Linked DNA regions of Homo sapiens: region 2 is linked to region 1. The links are chromatin loops, found by intact Hi-C in ENCODE. Cell type or tissue: ascending aorta. All regions are shown on one strand. Each heading gives the region's core, and the rest is flanking DNA. Links, peaks and the distances in the headings are about the cores only. Region 1 has its middle 88 kb from the start of PPP1CB-DT. Region 2 holds the start of LOC100505774 (a long non-coding RNA gene).

The links. Peaks named below come from ENCODE experiments on the same cell type or tissue, not always from the same donor. Only the 100,000 strongest peaks of a DNase experiment are listed, where the experiment ranks them.
Region 2: it touches region 1 in a loop (3-fold over the local background); 8 of 110 quality-filtered maps call a loop at or near these places.

Annotation. Positions count from the first base shown.
Region 1 is chr2:28,660,752-28,666,128 of GRCh38, forward strand. No RefSeq gene overlaps it. Among named protein-coding and RNA genes, the nearest start is that of PPP1CB-DT, 88 kb to the right of the region's middle. In ascending aorta, for the core only: a CTCF peak has its summit at 2,835 (motif pointing right); DNase peaks (open chromatin) are centred at 1,110, 2,060, 2,847, 4,490 and 1 weaker place; H3K4me3 peaks cover 3,474 bases; H3K27ac peaks cover 5,000 bases.
Region 2 is chr2:28,733,201-28,738,577 of GRCh38, forward strand. The region is part of intron 3 of PPP1CB-DT (PPP1CB divergent transcript); the gene reads right to left. It overlaps LOC100505774 (a long non-coding RNA gene), which reads right to left and starts at 3,005. Exons shown (of 2, transcript NR_145832.1): 1 at 2,827-3,005. In ascending aorta, for the core only: no CTCF peak of the experiment used is centred there; a DNase peak (open chromatin) is centred at 3,061; H3K4me3 peaks cover 3,429 bases; H3K27ac peaks cover 3,745 bases.

The DNA of each region.
Region 1 (5,377 bases), core at 136-5,135:
GTGATTCTCCTGCCTCAGCCTCCTGAGTAGCTGGAATTACAGGCCCAAGCCAGCACGTCCAGCTAATTTTTTGTATTTTTAGTAGAGAAGGGATCTCCCCATGTTGCCCAGGCTGGTCACGAACCCCTGAGCTCAGGCAATCCACCCACCTCTGCCTCTCAAAGTGCTAGGACTGCAGGCAGGAGCCACCATGCCCGGCCCCAGCAATCTGGATTTTAAAAGCCTCTAGGCAGCCAGGCACATTGGCTCATACCTGTAATCCCAGCACTTTGGGAGGCGGAGGCGGAGGTGGGCAGATCACTTGAGGTCAGGAGTTTGAGACCAGCCTGGCCAACATGGTGGAACCTGGTCTCTAATAAAAATACAAAAACTCGCTGGGCATGATGGTGGGCGCCTGTAATCCCAGCTTCTTGGGAAGCTGAGGCAGGAGAATCACTTGAACCCAGGAGGTGGAGGTTGCAGTAAGCCGAGATCAGGCCACTGCACTCCAGCCTGGGTGACAGAGACTCTGTCTCAAAAAAAAAAAAAAAAAAAAATTGGAAGGAAACACACCAAATCAGAGGTGAAAGGGTGGACTAATTCTTAAAATCACAGTACTATTTTATTCAAGTGTCTAACCCAACCCCTTCCTCCAGGATAGTCATGGTAAGGGAAAAGGCCAGGGGTCAGGTACAGAAAGCAGATAGTGTTGCAGGTGTGACCACTGGCCCAGGAAAGGAAGGGTTGGACTGACTTTCCCAAACTGTGTTCCAGATGTTAATATGTGGACCAAGGTCAAAAAAGCTTGGAAAACCCTGCTTTCAATAGCTTTCCCTTGGAAACACACAGTGCATTTCTTTAAGATGCAGAGAAATGTTGTAATAAAGGAACCTGTTGAACTTCGCTGGGTCCAGTATTTCCCATCTTTATTGAGCACAGACCCTTCTTGACACAGAGCATCCTGCAGAGATGCTCTGTTCTGCATTCTGCATTCTACGGAGACATTCTGTTCTGCAGGATGTCAGCTTGGGAAACACAGCCTACAAAAATCATCTGTCTGGAACTTCCCTGGGCTCTCACTGCCGTCCACTGACCGGCCTGCCTTCCTCCATGGACTCGGGCCAATGTAAACACTTAAACCTAGTTCTGTTTTGGACAGGAAGCCTAGAAACAGCCTCTGCTCTATGCAAGGCTCAGTATCAGGCTCCACTCTTGGTATTCTTGGTCTCTTGCCTAGACTCCCTCTGGTTTTTTTGCCCAGTCTCTGTTTGTTGCCAGATATGAGTCCCTGACCATTTTTCCTGGAGAATTCTGAGCCTGGCTTCTTAAAACTCAGACTTTGGACCTGATCTGCTTCTTCCAGGCCTGCCGGTTGGCACACCTCTACCTGCTGCTCCCTCCATCTCTGGGTGTGACCTCTGATCTACTGGTTTCCAGTACCTGTGCCCCTCCCATCTAGAAACAGCCCTGCCCCTCCTGTGGGCATAATATCTCATCACTCCAATGCCAGCTCAGCTCTCTGCACACTTTGTTGGTTAATCTTCAGATGTTTTTCTAAAGAGTTGCATTTTTTTGATAATAAAATAAGCAATGACAAATTGCTAGTAATAAATCTGTCAGGGCTTGGGTGGAGTCTCTGCTGGATGGCAACACTGTGTCCAAGGCAGGCATCAACTCCAATGTGTACAATGTGGTCAAAAGAATTGGAGGCAGACTATTTACATGCTGGTCCTAGACCTGTGACCTTTAACCTCTCTGAACCTCAGTTTTCCCATCTATAAAGTGAGAATACTACCTGTCCCTGGCTACCTTAAAAGGAGGCATTCGGAGGATTAAGATGAAATAAAGTATTATGGGCTTTTTGAAAGTGCACATCACCAAAACAAAGCAAGGTGCTTATTATCAGTGCTTTATGACTTTGTGTCTTTCTGTCCACATCACAGAGTCAGGATGGGGCCAGAGTGAGGCAGTTGTTGATTTATTTTGAGACATAAATCAATGTTTTTCAAAGGTTGACTCTACAAGTTTAAGCTATGAAGTGATGGTGACATCACTGGCCACACCCCCATCCATTCCAGTGAGTTGAGTTTGTGTGAGTGAAGTGACCCATTCAGTGGCTGCTTCGGCACAGAAGCATGGCCATAAACCAGCCGGGGTTGACCACTGTGCCCAGGGAGGCTTGAGTTCCCTCTCTGGATGAGATCAGCACCGTGCCTAGGGCAGGAGGAGTCTTTCTCCAGCCCCCGACCAGAGTACAAGCTGAAGACCTGGTGACGAGACTGCGGAGGGAGGATGTGGCACCCCCTCAGCGTCAACACTCGGGGGAGCGAGTAACAGCATTTGCTCAGGAGTCAGAAGACTGATCTGAGCTGCAGCCCTGCCACTCACCAGCTGTGAGACCTCAGACGTAGGACTTAGTTTCTCGGGCCCTTATACTTCTTTCAAATGGTGATAATGGTGCCTACTTCATAGGCTGAAGTGACAGCAGTATTAAAACTGCCAAAGCACTGTATGAATGCAAGCTGGAGGTGGTGGAGCTGCAGAAGGGGTAGAGGCAGCAGTAGTAAAATGTAGGTGGAGATGGAGGTGTTGTTGATAGTTATGTATAACTAGGATTCCAGAAGAGAATAAGTGAGTCTGTCCCAAATCACCAGAATTAATATCCAAGCTAGACAAGAACCTTGGACCTCAAAGAGCCCAGAAGATGGCAAAGACCCCTAGCAAAATGATCATTGGCCTTCTATGCCCATGGGACTCTATTGCTCACCTCCCTGGAATTCAAGAAGGCTTTAATCACAACAAGTGCACAGTACAGGCTGCAGGAAAACCTCTTTACTATAGAAGTGTCCCAGGGCACCAGCAGAGGGAGGAGAGGAAAAGCTGGCTTTTTCTTTTTGTCTGGTGCTGGGTCACTGGACTACAGAGCTCAAGAGGCTACAGACAAGGCCGGGATCTAAACTTGAGTTCCAACCTACAATCTTCCACTTTCTGGTGAAGCCACCTTCAGCCTTTCTAGCAGCTTCTCAAGTGAGGCCCATGAGGGACTTTAACAAGATCCTCAGGAGATTAATATGCACATTAAAATTTAAGAGGCACTGATATCAAGTGTTGTGTCTGTGCTTAAAGTCCCTCATTGGTCTCTGGTGTTCTTTTTTCCACAGTATTCAATTGAATATTCATTCCTGTTCATTCAACAGATACTTACTATGCACCTGCCTCATGCTAGACACTGCGGATATGGCAGTAAATAACACTGACAGTCTAGGTCCTCAAAGAGCTTATGGCAATGTTGTCAAAAGAAGTGAAAACCAAGATCATGGTCATAGCCCATCTGCTAGGGCAGATGCTTACCTGGCTGAACTCGGAGATGCCCAGAGCACTGGACATTCATCATGACACCTTCCCCTGAAGACACCTCGTTGAATAGCAGGGCACAGAAAGCTGTTTAGGTTACAGGTACTGGAATACAGTGACGGCACAGTACGCGGAGCTGAATTGCTGCAAGGAACATGGCTGTGCTTTGGTCAAGCACAGGCCGAGGTATACATCCAGAGTGACTCAGCGAGTTTACAGTGCAGGCGTATAACTCCACCTGTTATCACAGCCATGTAGCCATAACACGGGAAGGCTTATCACTTGGCTCTAAGCCACTATTGTCTGTAAAGACATAATTGCCTTGCTGACACTGTACAGGCGTGCTGGAACCCAGAGAAAGAGAGAGACAGAGCTGTCCGTCTTTGCAGATGAACAGAGGGGAGCCAGGACACAGCTCAGGCTGCTCGTGCCCAGAGAAAGAATTAAGCTGCTGACCCTGAAGGCAAACGAGAGCCGGCTGTGCAGCTCTGTGTGGGAGTGGCCAGAGTAAGCAGCCTAGACAGAGCGGACAGTATAAGTGAACAGCTGATGAGAGATGCTGAATAAAGCCACGTCTGATTTACCTGCTGTCTCTCAAGTGTTCTTTCAGCCACCGCCGCCCGCCGCCCCGTCCACCCACTCCTCGAGTGTTCTTCCAGCAACCCCCACACCTTGCCCCATCCACCCACTCCCCTCGGATCTCAGCTGGGGCTGGAACCTGACAATTGCTGAGCTGGGGCCTCTCTTCCTGGCCACCCTCTCCTCCTTGTCCTCTCTCTTCTCTACTTTTCCTCTCCCCTCCTCTTCTTTCTCCTCTTCCAGAATTGTCTGACCCCAAAGAGGGCTCCTATATTCTTTCCTACCATTTTTTTCTCCTGTTTCTTTCAGAAATCTCCACATGTATTTTACCAGTCTGTGTAGCAAAAACAACTGAGCATACTACAGCTCTCAAAAGTTTGTTTAAAGCCAGGATGACACACACACATCACACACCCCTCACACACAGCACTTAGGAACAGCTATAGCTTTGCAACGTTGACTTTTCCTTTTGAACACTCTTTGGCTCAAATGCATAGTTGGGGCAAGCCAATCATCCGCCCACAGGCGCCAGGACGCTGGGAGGCCTCCAGCTGCTCTGCTCCAGGAAGATTAAGTACAGCTGTGATGCTCTGCTGTGCCAGGCAACCCTGCAGTTGAATTACATTTTGAAGGTCCACAGGCCCTCCCCTTCCTCTGGCAGATTCTGCCAACAGCAGCAAATGCAGCTCAAACTCCGGTGGGGACAGGGGGAGAACACTGAGCAAGCAGGGCTGTTTGAAGCAGCAGAATCCAAATTCATGTCTTGGCTATGAGGCAGAAATTTCAGAAATGTATTCCTACAGAGGGGAATAAATCACTGAGTTGTCTTGAACTTGTGGTACAGAGTGGATGGGCTGCCTGAGTGCCTGAGCCCACACTCCACCTCGGCTCCTCCTAACATGAAACCAGAGCTAGACTGTTTGTCCACGATCAATGTTGTGGATGAAGCCCAGATCCCAACCTCTCCTGTAATTGCGATGGATATTGTGTGACCAGACTGTGCCCAGAGGACTGAACTTGATCTCCAGGATAGAATATCTGACATAGATTCTCTCTTACTAAAAGAAAAGAAAGAAAATTGCCTCTAGCTTTCCAAGTGAAAGAAACTTAGCTGAACTCCCTCTTTCCAAGCCCCCATTTACAACAAAGCTAACATGAACAGACTAATAACGTGTGCACCTCAAGGCATTTGGGTTTTTAAGTTCTGGGGTACAAGTGCAGGTTTGTTACACAGGAAAATGTGTGCCATGGTGGTTTGCTGCACAGATCAACCCATCACTTAAGTATTAAGGCCAGCAGGCATTAGCTATTTTTCCTGATGCTCTCCCTCCCCAATTCCCCACATAGGCCCCAATGTGTGTTGTTCCCCTCCCTGTGTCTACATGTTCTTCTCATTGTTCAGCTTCCACTTATAAATGAAAACATGTCGTGTTTGGTTTTCTGTTCCTGCATTAGTTGGCTGAGG
Region 2 (5,377 bases), core at 151-5,150, 72 kb after region 1:
TTGAGACAGAGTCTCGCTGTGTCACCAGGCTGGAGTGCAGTGGCACGATCTTGGGTCACTGCAACCTCCAACTCCCTGGTTCAAGGGATTCTCCTGCCTCAGCCTCCTGAGTAGCTGGGACTACAGGCATGTGCCACCACACCCAGCTAATTTTTGTATTTTTGTAGAGATGGGGTTTCACCGTGTTGGTCAGGATGGTCTCAATCTCCTGACCTCGTGATCTGCCTGCTTTGGCCTCCCAAAGTGCTGGGATTACAGGCGTAAGCCACCGTGCCCAGCCAAAATGCACTTTTCTAGACCCCATCTCACACTTCTAATCAGAAGGTCTGGTCTTGAGCTAAGATATGAATTTTAACTAGCTTTCTGGAGAAGTGTAATGCACAATAGTGTTTTGAAAACCACTGCTAGCTGGTAAGCTGTATAACCATAAGCAAGTTAGCGTTACTGAACTTCTCTACGTCTCAGTTTCTTTGTCCACAAAATAAGGATAATAGTAGGTTCTATCTTCCAGGGTTATTGGTGGGATCAGATGAGTCAAGACATATAAAGCTCTTAGAACAGTGTCTAGCACCTAGTAAGCCCTCAATGATGGCTATTAGTATTTTCACCATTAGCATCATCTTTTTTTTTTTTTTTTTATGAAGTCTCGTTCTGTTGCCCAAGCTGGAGTGCAGTGGCGCCATCTCAGCTCACTGCAATCTCTGCCTTCCCGGTTCAGCGATTCTCCTGCCTCAGCCTCCTAAGTAGCTGGAACTAGAGGCGCATGCCACCATGCCTGGCTAATTTTTGTATTTTTAGTAGAGACGGGGATTCATCATGTTGGCCAGGCTGGTCTCGAACTCCTGGCCTCAGGTGATTCCCCTGCCTTGGCTTCCCAAAGTGCTGGGATTACGGGCGTGAGCCACCATGCCCGGCCCATCATTTTCATTTTCATTATTCAGCCCACCACATTTTTGTTTGCTCACAGACTTGATTTTTTTTTAATCAAGCAAAACCTAATGCATTGATTACTACATAAAGGGAGACTACACCCTTGACAGAGTCTTAGTGCCATCTCCCAGATCGGTTTTTATTGACAATATTTCAGGGTTTCTCCCTCTCAAGAATGGAAAAGATAGTATCCTAAGCCATCTCCACATTATGAAGCAGGATGGATTTATTTTAGAAAGGTTTCCAGTACAGACATTGTGATTCATACTTGTAATCCCAGTGCTTTGGAAGGCTGAGGCAGGAGGACCACTTAAGGCCAGGGGTTTGAGACCAGCCTGGGCAACACAGCAAGACCTCATCTGTCCAAAATATTTTTAAAAGTCATGTGCCTATAGTCCTAACTACTTGGGAGGCTGAGGTGAGAGGATCGCCTGAGCCCAGGAATTCAAGCCTGGAGTGAGCTATGATCACACCACTGTACTCCAGCCTGGGCAACAAAGCGAGACCCTGTCTCTAAAGAAAAAAAAAAGTTTCTAATGGTATTCATAGTGTTTGGCTTAAGGCTTACATTTGATCAGAGTTTGGCACATTTTTTCCCTATCTTGAAAGTTGTTTTGCATCTTAGTTGTGGGCTAAAAGTTCTCTATTTGCTGACAATAGCAACATACCAACTTGTTTAGTGTCATTCCTCCAAATGCCACTTGTTATAAATCACCTCATATTTATACTTTCCTTTTAAAAATGAACAAAATGGCTGGGCACAGTGGTTTACGCCTATAATCCCAGTACTTTGGGAGGCCAAGGTGGGCGAATCTCCTGAGGTCAGGAGTTCGAGACTAGCCTGGGCAACATGGCGAAACCCCATCTCTACTAAAAATACAAAAAAATTAGCCAGGCATGGTGGCGCATGCCTGTAATCTTGGCTACTCGGGAAGCTGAGGTGGGAGAATCACTTGAACCTGGGAGGCAGAGGTTGTAGTAAGCCGAGATTGCACTACTGCACTCCAGCGTGGGCCACAGAGCAAGACTCCATCTCAAAAAAAATAAAAAATAAAAAATTTTAAAATTTTAAAAAATTAAAGTGAATAAAATGTAGAAATAGAGTCCTCTAAATTGTCTGGGTGGCAGTGATTCTAACTAAATGAGGGAGGATCTTGGAGTTGCCATGCCAGTATATTTGGAAGTAGAGTACCAAAAAACAACTTCAAAATTTGCTTTGTAACTTGCCAGAGTTTGTAAGTAGAACTTAGAACACCACCATTTCTGTCAACTGTCTCTTCATCTGAATACTTCAAAGTGGGTTATGAACATTAATTAAGCCTCTAAGCATCCCTGTGATGTGGATAATTATACTAGCCATCCCTGCCTTTTGGATGACCACAGGAAAGGAGGAGGAGGTTACCTGAAGTGAATTCCCCAGGTTAAGCTGATTTGGCAGCAAAACCACCCAGGGAACTTTTTATGGTTGCAATCTAAATAATTCTGCACCTGCTTTCCCCAAACATAAATATAACTTTTTTTTTTTTTTTTTTTTTTACAGTCTTGCTCTGTTGCCCAGGCTGGAGTACAGTGGCAGGATCTATGCTCACTGCAACCTACGCCTCCCCGGTCCAACAGATTCTCCTGCCTCAGCCTCCTGAGTAGCTGGAATTACAAGCGTGTGCCACCACAGCTGGCTAATTTTTGTATTTTTAGTAGAGACAGTGTTTCGCCATGTTGGCCAGGGTGGTCTTGAACTCCTGACCTCAAACAATCCACCCGTCTCGGCCTCCCAAAGTGCTGAGATTACAGGCATGAACCACCGCACCCAGCCTCCCCAAACATAAACATAACATTTTTACATGAGTTGTTGAAAAAGGAATCCAAATTTACCAAATCAGTAATTAAAAGTCTAACCTGGTGAAGAGAAAACGCAGGTATACCCTGGGATTAGTCAGAGTTTAGCTGCTCAGAGTTCCTTTCTGTCCAGTCTGCTTCCCAGTGGACTTTTGTCCTTCCCTCTTATTTCCATTTCCCAATAAACTGAGAGCCCACAGTGCTGGCCTGTAGTGTGGGAAACAGCCTGAGTTACTGATGCCAGGCATGGCCTAAACAGTCTCCTGTGGGAGAGCTATGCCTACCGGATCCAAAGTGTCTACTTGGCTCCACCCCATTTCACTCGTGTGCCAGTTTCTGCTAAACATAGCCCAGCTCCCAGCTGGCAAGGCTCTGAACTATTTTTAGCTGGGTCCAGGGCTCAGGCCAAGAGATCTAGATAGGTAGCTGAGATTCAGCTCTAGTGTTTTAAAAATAATAACCTTTATTGTTTTTCTTCTCATTATAATTTATGTTTCAGTTTAGACTTTTGGAAATATAGCCGAGAAAAAGGTGTGACCATTTAGAAAACAGCAAAAAGAAGAAAATTAAAATTTTCTGTAATACTCTTTATCAAAGTATAATATATACAGCAATGTGCACCAATCTTAAATATACATTTTGGTACACTTTTATGTAATTATATTCTTGTTTAACTGCCACTTTGATCAATATGAAGAAGACTCCACATAGTGGGACACCATCTCTACAAAAAATTTAAAAATTAGCCGGGCATGGTGGCACACACCTATGGTCCCAGCTACTTAGGAGGCTGAGATGGGAAGATCACTTGAGTCCGGGAGGTGGAGGTTGCACTGAGCCATGTTCACGCCACTTCCCTTCAGCCTGGGTGACAGAGCAAGATCATATCTTAAAACAAAACAAACAAACAAAAAGACAAAAAGAAAAACAGGACATTCCAGCACTCCAAAAAGTTCTCATTCGTCCCTTCCCAGCCAATATCCCTATGACCCAGAGATAAACCCTATTCTGACTTATATCACTTTTGATTAGTTTTACCTATTTTGAATTTCATAAAAATGAAATCATATGTACTTTTTTTTGAAAAAGGGTCTCACTCTATTGTCCAGGCTGGAATGCAGTGGCATGATCACAGCTCACTGCAGCTTCAACCTCCCTGGTTTGGGTAGCTGAGACCATAGGTACATGCCAACATGCCTGGCTAAATTTTTTTATTTTACTTTTGGTATAGATGGGGTCTCACAATGTTGTCCAGGCTGGTCTTGAACTCCTGGGCTTAAGCAAACCTCCCACCTTGGCCTCCCAAAGTACAGGATTACAGATGCAAGCCACCGTTCCCAGCCCATATATACTTTTTAAGTCTGTCTTTGTTCACTCATAATGTCTGTGGGGTTTATCCATGTTGTTACATGTAGTAGTAGATGGTTTTTTTGTCTGTTTTTACTGTGTAAAATTCTACCACATGAATACACTATAATTTATTAGTTCCCCACTGAGACTTATTTGGCTTATTTCCAAAGTTTGGTTATTAAAAATAAAACTGTCATGAACATTTTGTCCACATATTTTAATGGTCATATGCATTCATTTTTGGGGGTATATACCTAGGAGTGGAAGTGCTAAACCACAGAGAAAGCTTCGATCTAGCTTTCATAGATGTGCCAGTTTTCCAAAGTGGTTGCACCATTTTACAGTCCCACCAGCAATGTGTAGAAGTTCTAATTGCTCTATATCCTCATCAACACTTGATATCATCAGTCTTTTTAATTTTAGCCATTGTGGAGAGTGTGGGTTGGTATCTCATTGTGATTTGCATTTGCATTTGCCTGGTGACTAATGATGTCTTAAGTACCTTTTTCACATACTTACTAGATATTTGGACATCCTCTTCTGTGAAATGCTTGTTCAAGTGTTTTGCCCATTTTATAATTGGGTTGTCTGTCTTTTCCTTATTGGTTTATAGAATTTAAATTCTTCATTGGAGAGAGAAAGAGAGAGGTGGATTGCAAATACTTTCTCTCAGTCTGTGACTTGCCCTTTCGAAAAAGTTCTTATTTTTAATGAATCCAATTATCAATCTTTCCTTTTATGGTTAGTTTTTTTGTTTGTTTGTTTTTGGTTTTTGTACCTTGTTTAAGAAATCTGGCTGGGTGTCATGGCTCACGCCTGTAATCCTAGCACTTTGGGAGGCCGAGGCAGGCAGATCATTTGAGGTCAGGAGTTCAAAACCAGCCTGGCCAACATGGTGAAACCCCGTCTCTACTAAAAATACAAAAATTAGCTGGGTGTGGTGGCAGGCACCTGTAATCCCAACTGCCCAGGAGGCTGAGGCAGGAGAATCGCTTGAACCTGGGAGGCGGAGGTTGCAGTGAGCCGAGATCACACTACTGCACTCCATCCTGGGCAATAGAGACTCCATCTCAAAAAAAAAAAAGAAAAAAGAAATCTTTGACTGCCATAAAGTCATGAAGATATTCTTCCATGTATTCTTCAGAAGCTTTATTGTTTTGCCATTTAGGTCTATGATCCATCTCAAGTTAATTTTTCACATATGGTATGAAAAAAGGCCAAAGCTCATTATTTTTTTATAAGACTATCCAATTACTCCAGA